Regions from separate parts of the Homo sapiens genome. Here region 2 is linked to region 1. Evidence: chromatin contacts called from ENCODE Hi-C or POLR2A ChIA-PET data. All regions are on one chromosome and are shown on one strand. The core of a region is the stretch at or near the end of the contact, and the rest is flanking DNA. Distances in the headings are between cores, read along the strand shown. Region 1 overlaps MBNL1 (muscleblind like splicing regulator 1). Region 2 overlaps MBNL1 (muscleblind like splicing regulator 1).

The links. A loop is a pair of places that touch in the nucleus more often than their neighbours do. ChIA-PET counts read pairs that join two places held with the same protein, here RNA polymerase II (POLR2A). Pooled maps may share reads with other maps.
Region 2: a map of mammary epithelial cell shows a loop between it and region 1 (2.0-fold over the local background). The contact joins two enhancer-like sites. A Hi-C loop is called at or near these places in 10 of 168 maps with a recorded cell type or tissue (B cell, CD4-positive, alpha-beta T cell, CD4-positive, alpha-beta memory T cell and 7 more), 9 of 37 single-sample maps with no recorded cell type and 11 of 50 pooled maps. POLR2A ChIA-PET finds 5 or more read pairs at or near these places in 15 of 52 experiments (A673, CD4-positive, alpha-beta T cell, CD4-positive, alpha-beta memory T cell and 11 more).

The regions. Positions count from the first base shown.
Region 1 is chr3:152,346,504-152,354,192 of GRCh38, reverse strand. The region is part of intron 2 of MBNL1 (muscleblind like splicing regulator 1); the gene reads right to left. Among named protein-coding and RNA genes, the nearest start is that of MBNL1-AS1, 81 kb to the right of the region's middle. Within about 2 kb of position 4,617, at least 3 of the 41 ENCODE cell types and tissues checked have a DNase peak (open chromatin) inside an H3K27ac peak, as active enhancers do; they include PC-3, where a contact is called at or near this core.
Region 2 is chr3:152,383,137-152,390,083 of GRCh38, reverse strand. All of the region lies in intron 2 of MBNL1 (muscleblind like splicing regulator 1), which reads right to left. Among named protein-coding and RNA genes, the nearest start is that of MBNL1-AS1, 120 kb to the right of the region's middle. Within about 2 kb of position 1,268, at least 4 of the 41 ENCODE cell types and tissues checked have a DNase peak (open chromatin) inside an H3K27ac peak, as active enhancers do; they include PC-3, where a contact is called at or near this core.

The DNA of each region.
Region 1 (7,689 bases), core at 3,368-5,867:
AGCAAACCACTTTTCTGCAATGCAGCTATTTTAAAAAATGAATTCAATCATCAAATATCATTAAAGCTTCATGTAACACAGACTGGTGAGAGAACATGAATAAAAGCTATTGTTCAGACCTCAATTGGATGCCTGACTCTTGATTATACTTTGAACAACAACTTTGTCTACTGTCTACTTCTTTCTCCTTCAATGAATCTCTATCATGTAGCAACCAAATTACCTCTTTCACTTAAACTAGGGGATTAGGTCCTAATTTTCTTTCAAAGTACTCACCAAAAAGAAGATAAAATTTATGCTCATACTGATTTTCTCTCATCTTTTCTAATATTTCACCAATCCATGTAGCACAGGCCAGGTGCTCTTAACTCTGGGAAGGCTACAGTGGGTGGGCTGCAGAGATTTTGTGAACCTCTGAATTTGCATGCCAGATTTTGAGGTTACATGCTGATGTGCACTATGTTTTAAAATGTCTACCACATTTTCAAAATGGACTATAAGCCAAAAAAAAAAAAAAAAAAGGATTTGTTGAGATAGACTCTTCTTCAATAATTAATATGCCTAAGATATGACAAGGGCTTGATAATTAGTATAGAATTTATGTTTTATACTTGAATTTACCCAGTGGTATCTACCTCACATCATTCATCCAGGCCCTCAAGTATCACAAAAAAATTAAATAAATCAAAAATAGAAACACAAAAAAGGAGACAAATCACCTAGTGGCTTGGTCAATTCCTACGCACTATTTCCTCTGCCTGACTACTCTAAAAGGCAACCTTTTCAGCCTCTGTTGCATTAAGTTGGTGGCACATTATTCTAGCCAAAAGACACTAAGCGTAAATGGTGGTTTGATTTCCCAGAAGAGATTATTGGAAACCAATGTTCTTTTCCCATCTCTCTCTGACACAGCCTCAGACACTTTGGAAGCCACACATCAGAGGAAGGCAGAGTAAGCTTGGATTCCTGAGTAGTTGGATGAAAGAGTACACCATTGACTTTACAGGAGAAAGAAAGACACCTTTGCTAGGATAAGCTTCTGAGACTGAGGTGTGTTTTTGTTCGCTGATCACAGAGTACTCTGACTTTTGTACTCTCATATAAAAGACAAAAAATTATATCTGACACACATAGTTTAAATCTGTCTGGATTTAATTTTAAGAGAGTTTACTACAAGTGTTGTTTCTATGTTTGTAAACTATTCATCATAAAATAGACTTAAACAAGTTCATTTCATAACGTACTACATAATCCAAGAAGTTTACATCCATGCACCTCCCTAAAAAGGATAAAACTTAGCCTAATGTCCAAATTAAAACAGCTATTCTTGCATGCAGTCATTCAACCAACACTAAGTGAGCACTGACACAACAGTGTTAGCCACAGTACATGCAGGGCAAATGATGTGTCTCTGCTGCATCCCAGAGGACTCAGGTCAGTAAATGACTGCAACAGGAACTGATGTGGGTTACTAACGGAGACATTTCCCACAGCTTAGGAAATGGAGGGGATCAAGGGAGACTCCCCAGAGGAGCTGTCTCCGGTATTGAGTCTAAAAGGATGAGTCGTAAGTTTAAAAACAACAACAACCAAAAAAAAACAACAACAGCAAAAAAAAACCAGGGTGGGAAAATTTTTATGAAAAGAAAATTGTGTGAAGACAGAAATGTGAGACAGGGCGATGTGTTTTAAAAACTCCAGGGAGGTTGGACAGGAGAGTCTACACTAAAGAGTGGTTCAAGGCAGCCCTAGAGACGTGAGCCAGGATAAAATTGTTTTAATTTACAATTCTAGTGTAGTTAAATGATGTTCTCATGCTTTCCTGGGACTCTCTAGAAGAAAACAAGATGTCTGTGCAACTGTACAACAGTCATAATCAACCAGTGTTTTAAGTGATTAGTGATAGTAATAATTTTTAAAACATGAAAAAATGAATACATGAAAGCTGTCATCGGCCATATTTTGCTCATCCTAAATTTACTGTCTTATCTTTCTATTTTTCCTTCTGAAGAGAAATAAAACAAAGTATTTTCAGGAGGAATAAAATCAACTGGCTAACATAACACATTTTATAGCTTTACATAATTTAGGAATTAAAATAGCTACAATTTTTCACTTCAAATATAATGTTGAGTCTAAAGCCATAAAAATGGTAGACAGTTCATAATGTTTCTATGTCTAACTGTACTTTGAAAAATAGATTATCGATCATTTGTGAAAAAAATAAATAAAGTGGATTAGTAGAGACCAAGTATATGCTTAGAGCAATGCTGGACATTTACTAAGTACTTTTGAATCTCCAAAATATAATCTGAAAATATAATAATAGTAGCTAACATTTAATAAGGCTTTATCATGTGCTAGACCCTGTTTGCATGCTTTTTGTGTTTCACTTCATTTAAATATCTTAAAAGTCACTTCAGCAAAGAATTTTAAGTAACCCAGTGTTACAGATGACACAACTACAGCTTATAGTAACTTGTATCTGATTGCATAGCTAGTGATTCCTGAGGCCAGAATTCAACACACTAGCAGTCTGACTTCAAGCCCACTACCTTAAAACCCCTCCTATAAGTGTTTACACATAAAAAGGTGTTTAAAAAATTGTTGTACCATATATGTACAAGTAAAAAGGGTCAGGATTTGACAAATATACTCCAACTGTGAAATTACACCTTTAATAAAACTCGAAAACTAATAACTTACAGAAAAAATAGCAACCATAAAACAAACACTAACATAAAACATGTTTTCTACATGAGAGGCAGACAACATTTAGTTAACTTTTGCTTAGAGTTATTTTTGCTATGTAAGAATCAGAAAATGCAATCCAACTATTCTAATCAAGGGATTTGTGCTTATGGTATGGATCAGACAAAATATAATGACATAATGAAATCTCATTTGTTTGACATAGTGGTATAAACCATGGCATTTAACAACTATTTGCCTTGCAAATTTTTGTCTTTTCATTTTTTTCAGTTAAATGTTTCTACTTATTACAATGAATTATAGTTACAACTTCTATCTGGCTTTGGATATATCCACTTCTGAACTCTAAGTTATGTTTTGTTATGCAGTAACTTTATTAACCAAAAACAGGAAAAAAAAAAGTCTGATACATAATAATCTGCCCCATTCATTAGAAATTGAGGACTTGTTTTGGAAACAGCTTTTGAGGTTCACCTAGGTAGCTAATTAGTCATCAGCCTTGTACTATGATCGATAGGCAGGGCTATGAAACTTCTTCCCCTAAGAGCACTGACTTCGGGGGTTACCGAAACACATTAGAACACATGCATGGATAAAACATGTCCTCTGCCCTCATGAAATTCTATCGAGATGGGTCTATAAGTCAAAGTTAAAATAAAATATTTTTAAAAAGAGTAAAGAAAGGAGTGTGGACCCAAGGCATGGAACCACCCAAATGACAAGGATGACCAAAATGCAGGTAGTATTAGGGAATGGAATCTGGCTAAGCACCTTCATTTCTGTCTCTCAGGAAGTTTTTGGTTAATCTTCCATTCAAGGCCAATCTCTCTAACTCACTTTTTCTTAATCCCTTCTCATCTTCTCTGATATTTCCCTATTTTAGCGATTTGTCATTCATTCTTTCACTCTCCACTGACGGCTGCCCCTTCCCTTAGTGAAAAAGACATGCTTCCACTATTCTGCAGTGGAATAACCCTCACTGCTCTACAACAACCTCTTCTGTGCTGAATCCTTCAGCTGACTCCCACTTCTCTTATTATTATTGAATTTCTTTATAGAGTTGTCTACATGTGTTGAGGCCTCATGCATTACCTCCCAATTTACTAGTGACTCATCTTCTTGGAATCTGGTTTACAATCTGAATTCTACCTCCTCTCTCCCAATTCTACTCATCTGCTTTCAAAGATTACTACTGTCCTTTTAACAGCCAAAGTGATTTTTTTCTCATTTCTTGTCTTCTCTATAGAATAACTAGTTACTTTCTGAATGTTTTTCTCTTTTGCCTTGGCAAAGCACCATCCTCATTTACCTGCTATGTATTAACCTACTCATTCTCTGACACTTTCTTTTGATTTCCCTCCTTTCTGACTGCTGGTTATAGAGAGATGCGCCAAGGTTTGTCTTTAGATTCCTTCTTCTTACTGTACATTCTCTCTGGGTATTTTCTTCCTATCACAGCACTATCAGTCTGTGTAAGAGGGTTTCAGATGTTTTTCCTTAAATTCAACCCTCCCAAACCAATTACATGTTCTCCCTAAAAAGAAAGAGAAAACATCAATTTTAACACCTATATTTCTTATCTTAGCAAAGGGCAATGCTCCAGGCCTAGTCATCCCAACTATAAATCTCAAGGTAATTTTCTGCTAACCTTCCTATCTACATGATGAGAAATGAATGATAAAAACAGTAGCATTAAAATACACACATACACACACACACACAGACAATTTACTGTGCCCACTTTTTAATACTTTTTTGAAAGCAACACCTCAATTTTCCTGAAATATCTTTGAGTGGGCTATGTAATTTTATTGTTTAAGATGGACCGCTATGAAAAAAAGGAACTAAATACTTTCTTATTATTAGGATGACTAATGGATAAGTCAGAAATTATATCCAGCACTTCCAGTTGAGTGATTTCCTCTAGTTGCAAGAGTAAAAATTTTTTATAGTGCAACTCAGAAAAATTATACACTAGCATTTCAATAATCTGTTCAAAGTCAGTTTCCATTTTTTTTCATTTTTTAACATGCCATGGATATGTCACATTCAGCTATTCTTTTAAAAATAAGATATGTTTCCAACTGTTCTATTCACTAAATAACACCACTGATGTTTAGTTTTTTCAATATTGTTTATGTACTTTCTCAAACTATGAAACAAGACATTGTAGGTAACTTAAGTCAAAATCTAGCCCCATAAATCAGCACTAAGATAAAGGCAATAGATACAAATAATTACACAGTAATCCCTGAAGAACTGTTATTCAAGTATTTCAAACATGTACAGTGTGCCTGTACATACATACTCTATTTAGCACAAGGGATACATTCTTAGGGAATGGGCCCCAGGAGAGGTCTTGATAGCCAGAATTTTTGCTAACCTGATCTTGCTTCCCTGTCAGCCAAAGTTCTTCCCTTCTCTTCAAATTCCACCTCAGTTTATTTTTGTAACCATGCATTCTGTTCCCAGGAGGTAGTAAGACTTATTATGCTCTCTGTAATGTCCTAAGACTTCCAACAAGCCCTAATCTCATATTTCACCTGCTTCCCCAACCTTTTTCTCAAGCACTTAAAAACCTTCTATGATCATATCAAGTCCAGTGCCTTTTTCTACACCAAAGACATTCAATACACTTTGGATATTGCTGCAATTGCTGCTGCCGGCTAAATGTTAAAAGTACAAAGTACTCTGTCTTCCTTTAATAATCATTACTATCAAAATCAAATGAAAATGGGGCTAGAAAACACACTAAATTCTTCTAAACCGCTATAATTTTCTTAACCCACTTCAGTTTATTTTATTTAGGATGTGATTACATGGGCCAATGTTTATTTTTAGGATAGTACTAACTGCCCTTTTGCTTATTATTTGTGTTTTCTCATCTCCTGATTCCCAAAAGCTCTGTAAATGTAGAGTAATTCAACCTACATAATAAATTACAACCAAAAGATTATGACTGTACTATAACAACTGCCTATTACCACAAGAGAAAATGAGGAATTTCACCAGGGTTCTTTAAGTGAATTCTTTGTAATACTTTCAAATAAGTATTGTTTCCTAAAAATAATAAACAGGAAGAATAATGTGTTACCTACTGAGTTTATCCATTTACTTGTTCACTTATTCACTCACTCATTGATTTCCACTAGCACATACTCATTTATTCAGTAAATACACATTGGCTTATCCACCTGTTTGAGCAAATAAAAATTTTTTGTTGATATAGCAACTTCTATATTCTCTAGTATCTGTTAAAAATACATTTTTCTCCATAAGGGACAGATGCTTGTTTTCTGTTGCCTATCTCTCCTCCCATTACATTCCTTTTCTCTTTTGGAAGGTATCTAACTCTTTCAAGCAATAGAACTATCATTCTCAAAACTGTAGACTAAATGGTAAATATCATCTTAATTTTTAAAATCTATGACTCATCCTGGAGGAAAAGTCTGTATTCTTTTCACCCACCTGTTATTCTAAATAGATTAAAATTTATACTACCAATTATCCTTATAAAAACAATAATTACATTTTCAATTTTACTGTTCATGAGAACAACATACAGTTGTGGGATTCATGAGCAGAATTCATAAAAATATTGACTTTCACAGTATATTTTTAAACATGCATTTATATTGCTTTTCAGATAAATGAATTATTTCACAGAGATGAGTATCAGTTTACAAAAAGTACTGTGCTGTGCATTATCTTTATTAGATTTGTTCAACCAAGGAGTCAAGATGGCGGCAGGTATACTTCCGAGAAAACATGACACGCACAGAGTAACATGGTGATCAAATGGGGACCTGTCATAGGAAGCCAAATAACTGACTCCAAGTCCAGTGCTTTTTCACACTGTCTTCTTACATGATTTTCTGTGTTCTTTGTTGTAAAGCTCCTGACTTCCATTAAAAATGCCAAACACATTGAAAGCTTTCAGTGTAAACTGACCTGATGCTATAAAGGTCGACATATTTGAGCAATAGGCAGAAAATGGCCTATTTGAAGACTTAAAAGACATAAAACCTAAATTTAAAATACATTTGATATGAAAACTATAACCTAAAAGTGACTAAAAGTATAATTTTAACTCAATTTGAGGTTCTATAAAAATATATTTTTTTAAAGTGTCAATTAATGCTTTTAAAATAATCCATTTTTTTCATGTTACTTTTCAACTCATGGAAAATATTTTTAAATATTTTTGGTTCTCTAATGAACACAAATCAAACTTTCCTCTGAGTTGAAATTTCCTTTTTAAAGGGAACTCTTCTCATGTAGCAATCTTAATACAGTATAGTTGGCTGTTCTATTGTTATATGAGTTTTCACTAAGCGTTTGTTTACAAATATGTCAGCATAGCTCCAAAATTATAATTACACTAAAAAGCATGAGCTCAATCTCTCAATCCTAAACTTTGAAATTACAATATAGATAATTTATTCTTATTTTTAAAAAAATTTTTGTAGAGACAGGGTCTTACTATGTTGCCCAGGCTTGTCTCCACCTTCTGGACTCAAGCGATCCTCCCACTGCAGCCTCCCAAAGTGCTGGAATTACAAGCGTGAGTCACCATGACTGGTTTTTTTTTTTTTTTTTAATTAAAGTGATTTGAAACAATTTGGTAATGCAGACTGGGACAATGTCACTATACCCACTGAGGTAACTGAGACATGAGAGCTTTCCAACCCAAGGTCAGAAATCACTGAAACAGCTTATGAAACCCTCACTATTTTAGTGTTTTAAATTGAGAATGCTGTATTTTTCTCTTGGGCAACAGATAACCTTCATTTTTGACGTAAATGATAATGGTGGCTTCACATGGCCCAGGCAAACTTCAAAACAAAACTGTAGGACCACATTTTTCTAACCTGAAAATAAGTCATATAAGGTACAAATAAGTAAAATTGGAATTAAATTATTCTAGGAAAAATATGTGGTTATCTTGTATCTAGTCAGTAATCAGATTTATTCTGT
Region 2 (6,947 bases), core at 19-2,518, 39 kb before region 1:
AGCCTGGCCAATATGGTGAAACCCCGTCTCTACTAAAAATACAAAAATTAGCCAGGCATGGCAGCCTGTAGTCCCAGCTACTTGGGAGGCTGAGGCAGGAGAATTTCTTGAACCCGGGAGGCATATGTTGCAGTGAGCTGAGATCGTGCTACTGCAGTCCAGCCTGGGCAACAGAGCGAGACTCCATCTCAAAAAATAAATAAATAAATAAATAAATTACATTAAGGTTAATTTGTTGAAGAACAAAACATATACATTTAGTATAGCCTAAGAGCACAGTGTTTGTAAAGCCAACAGTCATGTATAGTAATCTCTGAGGCCTTCACATTCACTCACTACTCACTCACTCATCCAGAACAACTTCCAGTCCTGCAAGTTCCAGTCATCATAAATATACTATACAGGTGTAAAAATTTGTAATCTCTCATACCATATGTTTACTGTGCCTTTTCTATGTCTAGATACACAAATACCACTGAGATACAATTGCCCTTGGTATTCAGTACAGTTACACGCAGTACAGGTTTCCAGCCTAGAAGCAATAGGCTATAACCACATAGCCTGGATATGTAGGAGGCCATATCGTCCAGGTGTGTGCACGTATACTCTATGATGTTTACATAATGACAAAATCACCTAACAATGCATTCCTCAGAACATATCCCAATCGTTAAGAGATACGGGGCCAGGCACTGTGGCTCATGCCTGTGCTACCTGTGCTACTCCTAGTACTTTGGGAGGCTGAGGTGGGTGGATCACCTGAGGTCAGGGGTTCAAGACCAGCCTGACCAACATGGAGAAACCCCATCTCTACTAAAAATACAAAAATTAGCCGGGCATGGTGATGCATGCCTGTAGTCCCAGCTACTCTGGAGGCTGAGGCCGGAGAATCGATTGAACCTGGGAGGCGGAGGTTGTGGTGAGCCGAGATCACGCCACTGCACTCCAGCCTAGGCAACAAGAGTGAAACTCCATCTCAAAAAAAAAAGAGATGCATGACTGTATAAAAAGGGTATGTATAAAGACTGATCCCCATTTAAATCTATGAAATATTTCATGTCAACTGTTTAAAAGCATGTGAATTAGGCTCTAAACCAGAAAAGGTTTATTATTAATCTTTATTAATAATGTCTACATTCATATTTTCCAGTAACTCAGAAACTATTCCTCCACCACTTCACCTTCCTTCTTTGCCCTTACGTTAGAACATGATTCATTGTGTGTGATAAAGATATTTCTTCATTTAGTCACTTCATCTACCTGAATACCTGTGTAAATAATGCACATGCAGGCTACCAGATGTGCTGCCAGATACCTACTAAATACCATTAATAAAGCTTCCAGATTTCCAGCTCTAGCTTTCAACTGCTAGGCCTCTGAACCAGAATCAGTGGTCATTTCCTAGGAATTCTATGCCCCTTTCTATCCTATCCTTTTCCCATACAGTACCTAGTCATACCTCCTCAAAGTCGGAAACTTTAGATTGGACCTAGGTAGGTAAAGGTAAGAGCTGGGAGTCTGAAGCACTCACAATCAAGGGAACTGCACTTGGCATAGAAATTGAGAGCAAAGAGAAGACAGACATTTATTGTTTCACTCAACTATGGGACTGGGACTGGTAGGGTTAATAAAAGCTGAAAAGCTAAAATCCATAACTACTGACATTTATTATACTATTCTCATTTCTCAAGTCCTGTTTGTAAAGCACTGGTATGAAAAGAACCTGATATTTTAATGTTATGTGTTCCACGGACCTTTGTAAATTCCCAAATGGACAAATACTCCATCCTCCTCACCATAGTTATGGCTTATATGAACAGTCAACAAAGATATCTTGAAGAGGGTAGCCAACTAGATGCCTTCTCCAGCTGAGTCCTCAAGTCAACTCAGAGCACCTGATGAAAATTTCCTCCCAAGGACCAAAAACAATCGATTACATGTAATGAATCTTTGGGACAGTTCCTGAATGTTAAAAACCAGAAATCTAAACTACAAGAATGTCAAGGGTCTAGTGAAAGCCTGTTGGCCCATAAAACAATGCAAAAGGCCTGTGGTTCTGAGAACGGATTATTTTACAGGGAGCTGTAGGCCATCTAATCTTTATTTTTACTTTTACCTTTCTCACTAATTTATGGAAAAGCCTTGGTAAACTGGCTTACCACTCTTCATCTAAGTTATTAATAATACCATCTCATCCTTTTCTTAGACTACTAGCAATAAATTCATACAAATATACCCACAGAGCATATATGCATGTGTGTACACATACTTATATTTATAAATATATATACACACAATTTATTTCTTTTAAATATAATTATAAAATTACAAGAGTCATAACTGCTCAGGAAACATATGGATTAGAAAGATACAATGGCACTTTACCTAGGTGAGGTTGAACTATTCAGCCATAAAAGCTTTCTGTGACTTCTGATGAAAAGGACAAAAATCCAAAAACACAGTAAGGACAGTTTTAAGAGACAAAGATGATATATGAGAAAGGAACACTTTTACAGAATTTATGCAACAGTGAAAAATAATTAATACGAGTGACTAATCAGATTTTGGTCCTTGACTACATGAAGTCATGACTTTTGAAGAGGGGGAAATATACAGTTTCATTTAGTCCTTTCATATTTTAATTTTTAGAAGACAAATTTGATTTTAATATTTTAAGTCTTGAATGTAGACAATTTCCTTCTTTCCAAGAATTTGCTTTATTAGCTTTCATTTAATAACAGTTTTACATTCAACACAAACTGCAATACTGTCTTGTACTTGGTGCAGGGTTATGCTACCGCAGTGATATAAAAATAGCAAAGACCAAAAAAAAAAAAAAAAATACACAGACTGGAATAGCTTAAAAATTGAAGCTTTCAGATAAAGCGCTCTGAAATAATTACAAAAGATACAACACCTGATTATTGGCTGTAAGATAGATCTTCCTTCATTATATAATATTAAAATTACCTGAGAGATTCATAGTTTTCCTTCTTAGAACTAAAGACTATTAAAGCTATACGGGGTCTCAGAAGGGTTCAAAACTCAAGCTGCATTGGCCTGTTGTGTCTGTTTACTTAATCTATTTTTACAACACTGCAGTAGCCAGATCCAACTTACCAAATACCTGCTTCAACATTCTGCACCACATTGATTCAAGAAATAAAATTTATGAGTAAGAAAGCTGCAAACTATGTTTCTAACAAATCAACCTATACTATTAAAGTCAGAGCCATAAGGAAATAAAAACTATAAATATGCTGCTTTAAAAAGTCTAAAATGTTGCCTAAAAGGATTTTAGTGTTTTTTTCAAACTTTTTTTTTCCTGCCAGGTAAGGCATTTGCCTACTTTACTTGTGTGAAATAACCCAAGTTGCTATTTTCAGTGTGCAAGCCCTAAGTGTCTGTATCAATTCTCAGCAGGTATCTTGACACACCAACGGGATGTTGAGATAGATGTATCATCTGTACAGCAACTTACTACACATACTATAAATTATTTAATAAAATAAATCCTTGACCATGAACATCTTTCATGCCAAACAGTAATGCCAAATCTAACTTTTACTTTGTGAAGCATTTCTAACAATTCAATGTACCCAAGAAAAATCCACTTGAGAGTGCTGACAGAATGGGATTTGCCAATTAAAAGTTGTTGCCATAGAAACAGGCTTTAATATGTTCTATGAAAAATATGAACAGGTTATGTTATCTCTTCAGTCATCTACACTTGAACATAAAATGTGAAAAACACAATTAGAGAAGGGTGTAACAGTTTCCCAAGAGAGCATCAAATGCATTCTCTTGTTCATAAAAAAAGTTCCTTTTTTTCAACCAAAAATGAACACATGCTCTATTTTCTTGAATTTTTTCATAGATTATTTGACTAATATATCACTTCACTGTATGGTATGATTTTTCCTTTTCTAGAATTGAGCTTTTTTTCCCCAAAGTACTCTAGATTTATATCTTATTAAAATCTTCAAATACTGTGCTCTTTGAAAAATAACTTTAAAAATATCTTTTGAACTACCCAAGGGGAAGATCATTACAAAGGATCCTTTGACATTCTAAACATTCTAAATACCACATGTTAAAAGTATTTCAAGTACATCACTGAATGTTCCTGACTGTTGACTCAAGGGATTAATATGGGATAGACTTCAGCCAGATGACCATAACCAGCCACAGGACATAAAATAGTGAACTACTCTATCACTTTTATTACTGTTTTACTAACACGGCCCATGACAAGAATTCTAGACATAGTGCTATTAGTCTTCAGGTGGTGATCCAGAAGATAAATATTAATGTTTGGTAGAAATTCTATCATGTATTTTCCAGATTGCACCACTTCAGTATCACTCTAAAAGGCAAGTGGCACATTTAAAATTTGATTTTTGAAAGTATCAGTCTATTAGCATGTGTCTTGATTTATTATGCATAAAATGAAAAGATCCTATGACTTATGAAATTTAAAATTATTTATTCCTTTATCAGTTGAGGGTAGAGTTACCCAACATGTAAAAAGGTACTCCATAGAATACTTCAATTAATACATTAGTATTAATTGTCCATCATTAATTATCCAGAAATAGCATGATTTGATATAATTAAAATCCATGAAGATTTTAACATCTAATGTCTAATTTAGATGAAAGAAAGCAGTTGTTAAGAAAGAGGAGAGTGATTTTTTGAAATCAAAGAACTAAAATATTACAAAGTATCTGAGAGTACCAGTCCTTCCTTTCTCTATACCCTGTGGGCATTTTCCCCACTCTCAGAGAGGATTAAAGAAGTACCTTATTTACTTAAGGAAACAATGGCTCTCAAAGATTTAATGTAAGAGAGGCCTCAATACAAGAAGAAATATTTTTTTAAAAGGCATATTTTTTAAAAATCTCAAACTTCATTTAAAAACATGCACCTTAAGCCATTTGTCTTTCAAATTACAGCAAAGATGCAAATCACATCTCAAAACTAAGTATCGCTACCAAATGGAAAGGGTTCTTTTCCTGAGATTTCTACTAGGGATGTATAATCTCTCTTGTGTTACACAAAAAGTATAAATAATTCTGAAAATTACACCATAGCTATTTGACCTGCTTTTCATGCTTAAAGAATAAATAATAATTATCTGAATAAGCTTTACGGGAACATTTCCATTGAGGAATCAAATCTGCAAGCAATACTCAAACAACTGGCCCACTCAGGACCACAGCCTATCTAATGGTACAAAGTTTGGAAATAGAAACTCCGGACAGCATAGGTTTATAAAAGTGAACATTTCAAAGCAACACAAAAAGAATGTCTGTTTTATCAGGCAAGAATGTTCTCTGCAAATTAAGATTTCAAAGTTTTAAAATCAAAAGTTGGAAAACAAACATCATATAAAACCTGCACCTGCTAGTGAATGCTGGAAATGACCTGCTTAAGTGCCTGTCTGACTTGGTCACTAACCAGCACTGTGACAGGCTGCCTAAAAGGATGTTAAATATGCTCACTGCAATCTATTTGTCATGTAGTTTCTTTTTCTAAGATATGTTGTTCTATAGTATTGTCATTAAACCCACATCTGAAGTTTGATGGTTTTTAAATGGCAATCAAGTGTGATTTTTTACAAATGTAACTTCTAAAAACCAATTTGAATTTAGTTTGAATATTTTTCAAACTGCATACATTTTATTTTCAATTATCTTTCTGTAACTCTCTAGTCAGGCAAAAACCCAGAAGCAGCAACTTCTGAGGATAAAGGGTTATTTTATATGCCAAAAAATTTAATGCCCTGATAACATGGATAAAAAGCCTAACTATTGGTGGCTACTCCAATCGTTATGCTTTTCCTCTAGGAAAAAGAAACACATTTCCTCTAGGCAGTTTGGTACATTCTGCCTCCATGGATCACCCTTCCCAAAGTGTAACTTTCCTTAAAAATAAAACATTACAAACTTCTGTTGTACACTAAGCATATGAAGTCTATAATAATTCAAATATAAATCATTTACATTTTACATTTTGAAAAGTAACATTAAAATGTTTGTTACTTCATTACCCAAATAACGAATACACATTGCAAAGCCAAATTCTCATTTAACCTGAATAAATAATATATCTAATAGGTAATAAATCTAAAACTCCCTTTAATGGTATGAATTTATTTAGGTGCCATGAGTACAATATAGATCTGCTAATGTCCATTACATAGAACAGGGATTTGAGGTGAGGGAAGATGAAATTAATTTCTCTTCATCACAGATTAAAGACGTACCCTTCCACATTAATCATTTTTGCTAGGTGTTATTTTTCCAACATGGCAGCAACATAGTTTTCAAGGTAAAAGGATCCTGAAATGTATCATAACATGTCCATTCTGAAAAGTATTCATCTATCACCTCAGCATGAATACAACGCACAGCTGCCCAGATGATTCTACAAAAACAACTCTGGAGGGATCACTTGGGAAAAAGCTCCATGGAAGCTATTCCACAGGCATAAGAAACCTTTGTTGATTTTGTTACAATGACTCCTTTACACCAGCTCATCTAGTCTAATATAATGTATTCCACACTCATGGAACAGTAATTCTCTAATTCTCTATAACCAAGGTTTTCATATCTTTGTTGTTTCCAGAATACCCTTGGGCTCTGTACAATGCATATAAACAGCTCTTAAACTGTGGTGAGGCATGACACAAACACCTCTGTATGCTACAGACTCACTCTCCAGAAAACTGTACACGTGAAATTACATAACATTTCAGGGCTTTTGAATATCCTCAAAACTCAAATATAGACTCCTCATGGGTTTGGTGGACTTTGTAAGAATCCCAATTTTAAGGTGGAATTCTAAGTTCTACCCATTGCAGTAGCTGCTACAGACTACAGGAAATAAGGCTCCACTAAGCAGCCAAGAGCAAGGCAGTTTGCACAAAACCATTCTCTGTAAGT